Regions from separate parts of the Homo sapiens genome. Here region 2 is linked to region 1. A link is a loop called in an ENCODE intact Hi-C map of the cell type or tissue named here. Cell type or tissue: HepG2. All regions are shown on one strand.

Region 1 (2,500 bases):
TCCCGGGTTCAAGCGATTCTCCTGCCTCAGCCCCCGAAGTAGCTGGGATTATAGGCATGGGCCACCACATCCTGTTAATTTCGTATTTTTAATAAAGATGGGTTTTCACCATGTTTGTCAGGCTGGTCTTGAACTCCTGACCTAAGGTGATCCGCCCGCCCCGGCCTCCCAAAGTGCTGGGATTACAGGCATGAGCCATTGCGCCTGGCTGATTTTTCAGTACATTTCAGAAATAATAACCCACCCAAAGAAAGTGAAATGTTGATTATAATCTTTGACACACGATATGCCTTTTCTTCATTGAGACTTGAGATTCATCCAGAGAATGAATAAGGGGTGTTTGGACATCTGCTTTTTTACCAATTAAAAAGTTTATAAGAAAGTAAAAATGCATACTTTCCCAAGACTGTGCTGTCACTTTTCCATCCCCTCTGCCTTCATCTTGCCTACATATCTGCCTTATGTTGCCCTAAACACGCTGGGGAACTTTGAGCAAGGCCTTGCCTGGGTATTTATTCTCTGAAAGGTTTTAGGAATTGGAGTATTAATGGGACTTTTATTGTTTTTCTCCTTAGGTATTTCATGGGTTCTCACTTAGGAAAATTGAGTTCTGTTCAATGATGCCCCTTCTGCACTGGTTGGTTTCATGTGACAAAGAGAGCTCTAGGGAGGACTTTTGCTAGGGGAACGCAGATTGTTCCAGCAAGATGAAGGCCTAGGAGACCTGGATGGCCTGGGTGTTTTCTTCCCAGGGAGAGCAGAGGAGGCCTGGATTTGAACTCGAGTCTTATGACTTTGCCATTGAGGCAACATCCAAAATAAAAATAGCATGCTAACCCCAAGCACAGTCCTCAGTTATAAAGCAGCTTTATTATAGAAGCCGGCGGTGACCTAACAAAATGGAAAGGGAAGGGCTCTGTAGGTCTCGGCCCTACATGAGGGTAGACTAAAGAGGGATTGGGAGAAACATCTGCAGCCCGAGGTCCCCGCGAACTTTTTCCTGGAGAGAAACTCCGGGAGCAATCTTCAGCATTCAAGCCTGAGCCAGAACTCTGGATAGCCCTTTAGAAATCAGAACTCCGGGAAGGAGGAGCTCCAAAGACCGCTGAGCTGGAAGGGAACGCGAACCCCAGGCTGTCTGAACGTCCCTGCTTCCTTCGCAGCCCGTTGGTGTCCCGCTCCCAGCTACCTAAAGCTAACCGTAGACCCCGCTCGCATTCCCATGGGCAGGCGTGCCGGGAGGGTGCGGGAGCGGCTGCTCCGAGACTCTAGGAGGCGTCATCCAGCCCTACCCTACCGGAGCTCCCAGAACCTCGCCAGGGTGCAGGAGGCCGTTTTGGGTTCGCGCAGAACCTAGGGGTTGGGGCTCCAAAAAGGCCGAGTCCCCCCGAAGGCGTTTTCGGAGAGACTGGGAGAGCGGGGGAGAAGGTGCTCCGGTGCCGGAGCTGCGGGGTTGGGATCGCGGGGGTAAATGAGGACTCGGGTCGGTCCCGCGGGCCTGGCGGCCGACAGGGGGCGCCCTGTCACTGTGGAAGCCCCCGCCGAGCGCTCTCTGGTGTCCCTGACCCCGGCCACCAATAGTGCTGTGGTGGAGGTGGGGGCTTCCAAAGTCCGCTCCTTGGAAGTGTAGCGCCCCCTTCTCCTGCGGCCCTCCAGCTCGCTCCTTCTGTTCCTGGAATAATTTCTGGGACCAAATTTCCACCCAGGAGCAAAATAGAAAGGGAAGTGGGCACCCACATAAGCTCACAAATACTCTCATACAGCACACGCACAGACTAGGTCAACCATAACATTCTTTTGAGTTTTGGGGGTGCGGTGTGTGTGTGTGTGCGTGTGTGTCTGCCCAGGCCTGCGGAGAAAGCTTTGAAAAATTGCTCATTCTTTGAGCTCCAATGCTTACTCCTCTTTCCCTGCCCTCGGTGGAGTGATGAAGTTGCTCCCATCCACGCGCTAGGTGGGACCCCGTGGGAAATGCTGGGGATCTAGCCCCTCTGACTCCGCTGCGCACACCTCCACGTTCACTACGTAGCCGTACACACCATCAAGCTCCTTCCCTGGCGCACCGGGCTGGCCTGCCCCTCGTGGGAGCCTTCAGCACTCGGGGGACCGATAGGCACGGCTTCCGCGGAGATACAGACCTTGAATTTGTGGGAGAATCCCGCCCTGGCGCTCACTCGGCGGGCTTATTAATGCCCTCTTTATGAAGTGTCCAAACCATCTGCATTTCAGCAGCAAAAGATGCTGCCGGCGGCTTCCTTCTGTGTCCCAAACCGTGCAGACCTGAGAGTCCTGGGGTTAGGGAAGTGGTTCCCCTGTGCCTACTGCTACCTCCTCGCTTGCCTTCCAGCCTCACCCTTACTCAAGCTTCAATGCGAAGCTCCGTGTCTGCCATCTCGCCTGTCTTCTGCCACCATCGCCCCCAATTTTGGACAGGTGGGCTGGATGCCCACTAGTTCCTATGCATTCTCTGTGTCTGAGGGGGTGGGTACAGGGCTGGATC
Region 2 (2,500 bases), 250 kb after region 1:
CAGCTGAACTGTTTTGCACAGGCTTTGGACTTGGAGTTATGCAAGGGTAAGCTGAAGTCTCTAAGAGGGCATGATAGGGCTGGTTTTGTGAGTTTTGGAAAACTACAAACATGATTCAGCTGCAACAGTGGGAAGGAACTGCCACTGCTGGGTGGAAGCGGCCTTGCTGGAGAGATGCTGGGAGGAGGAGGAAGTCCTCAGGAGGAACGGTCGGGCCCCTCTCCCTCCAGATTTGCGGCCTCACTCTAGCGTCCCCTTGCCAGGAGCATCTGGCCAAGCCCAACTGCAGTTTGCAGAGTCCCAGTGCTGGCATCACAAGGCAGGATATAGAAAGGTGGGTTTGGAGCCAAGAGAAAATCATTTAATAATGGCATTACTCCCAGCCCCCGCTGGGATAAGTCCCTATCTTATTAAAGCGATAACACAAAGCAGTAGTGAAATTAACAGCACTAGACATGCCACTTTCTCTCTGGACATCGGCATTTCTGTAGGGCAGTAATTTCTACGATCTAAGATTGCCTCCCTGCTGGACTCAGAAAAGAGGTAACAAAAGTGGGTAAGTTTCTATTTAGTCCTGCCAGTCCAGCCTTACTTGAATTGAGGCTGAGCCTGGAGAAAGCTAGATTCCTGGAAGCAGCAGTCCTGCAAACCCTGAGCAGCTGAGCACAAACCACAGCCTGTCTAACGTTCTATTTACATTATTGCCTGCCTTTTGTAATGGAGGGGGGCAGAGAATCACGACTCTGCTTTAAAGTTTCAGCAGAGCTCCCCACACCTCAGCCCCTGCCCGAAATTCACAGGTACATGACGCAAGTTTACAAAAACGGAAAAAAAGCAACCATTTGGTTTGAGCTGAATTGAAAAGCAAAACAAAACAAAAAAACCCTCAGAGTTTCTTTTGAAAATTATAATCCTTCTCTTTATCTCTCTACAATCACTTTCAGTGAGGCTCACGTTCATCTTTAACCTTTAATCTTCCGAAGTGTTCAAGGATGGACGCTAGTGACGAAGTGTCAATTTGCTGGTCTAACACGCCTCCTGGTGGTCAAAACTATCCAAGATCTTAACAGGTATTAGACAACTCCATGGCCTTAAATGAGCATGGAAAAAAGTATGAAGCCAGAATATGACACAACTGACTGAAAAAAAATACATGACACCATTTGTAGGGATAAAAATGTGTCTCTGTTTAGCAAGAAAAGCCACACCATAGGTGCTGTCATTCCATTTAAAAAATCAGATTATTCACATATTCTGGTAGTTTTTATTACAGCTTCAACTTCTAGCTTCTGTTTTGTGATATTTTGCCATGTCATACAGTTTTGGTTGCCATATAAGTAAGAAGGAAAGCCATTGTGGATTCACTTCTGAATATTAAAGATAAAATAAAGGCTGCATAGGGACCTATACTTTGATATAAAATAAATGTTCTTTATTGTTCAATAAGCCCTACTTATTTTCTCCTCCTGTCAAGGAAAATTTAAAGATAATTAAATAAATTAAAATTCATTGACCTATAGGTTAATAAAGTCCATTAATATTCCTACTGTTTATAAGAGCTTGAGAGATAAGCCAAATGATTGATAGTCTATGATATAGTATCTTTCTGGAATCATCCTCTGTAAATTTCCACAAGGAGGATTTTCTTTTCTTTTTCAAAAATCACTTTATTGAGGTAAAATTAATATGTATAAAGCTATACATAATTAAATGTCTAGACCTCTCGAAGTTTCTTCTCACCCCTATTATTATTATTATAAGAACGCGTCATATAAGCTCTACCCTCTTAGAGAATCTTAGGAATGCAATACTGCATCATTAGCTGTTGGCACTATCCTGCACCACAGTCTCCAGAACCTACTCCTCTCGCCTGGCTGAAACTTTCCACCTTTGATCAACACCTCTGCTTCCCCCCGCAGCCCCTGGAAACCACCATTACACCCTTGACTTTTACAGTTTCACTATTTTGGATTCCATGTATAAGTGAGATCACGTGATATTTGTCTTTCTGTGCCTGGCTGATTTCACTTAACATAATGTCCTCCAGCTCCATCCATGTTGTCACAGATTACAGAATTATCTTCCTTTTTGGAGGTTGAATAATACTCCACTGTAAGTGTATACCACATTCTTTTTATCCATGCATCACAGATGGGATTTAGGCTCTTTCTACTATACCTTGGCTATTGTGAATAATGCTGCTATGAGCATGGGGTCAAGTATCTCTGTGAGATCCCAAGAGTCCTGGTCTTCCCTCTGTGATGACCCTGCTCTGGGTATTTTACTGGGAGAGCAGAGAAGAATGGAGTGGAGAATGTTCTTGACTGAGTGTTACCATTGCAGAGGCTAGGAGTTCAAAGAACCAAAATTTAAGTCTCAACTTCAAATCCCAGACCCAGCTTTCACTTATGTGTGGAAATTGGAATATCATTATTCATCTCCCGTTCTTTTCTACACTGTCTAATAAGAACAGTGGCTACCTAACAGGGACATGGCTCCT

The links. Peaks named below come from ENCODE experiments on the same cell type or tissue, not always from the same donor. Only the 100,000 strongest peaks of a DNase experiment are listed, where the experiment ranks them.
Region 2: it touches region 1 in a loop (18-fold over the local background); 38 of 110 quality-filtered maps call a loop at or near these places.

The regions. Positions count from the first base shown.
Region 1 is chr20:22,585,864-22,588,363 of GRCh38, reverse strand. It overlaps LNCNEF (lncRNA neighboring enhancer of FOXA2), which reads left to right. Exons shown (of 3, transcript NR_109883.1): 3 at 576-842. Among named protein-coding and RNA genes, the nearest start is that of FOXA2, 2.5 kb to the right of the region's middle. RefSeq lists enhancers at 741-1,495, 1,496-2,251. In HepG2, a CTCF peak has its summit at 1,519 (motif pointing right); DNase peaks (open chromatin) are centred at 1,213 and 1,513; H3K4me3 peaks cover 684 bases; H3K27me3 peaks cover 1,238 bases.
Region 2 is chr20:22,337,832-22,340,331 of GRCh38, reverse strand. No RefSeq gene overlaps it. Among named protein-coding and RNA genes, the nearest start is that of LINC01427, 56 kb to the right of the region's middle. In HepG2, a CTCF peak has its summit at 1,030 (motif pointing left); a DNase peak (open chromatin) is centred at 1,041; H3K27me3 peaks cover 824 bases.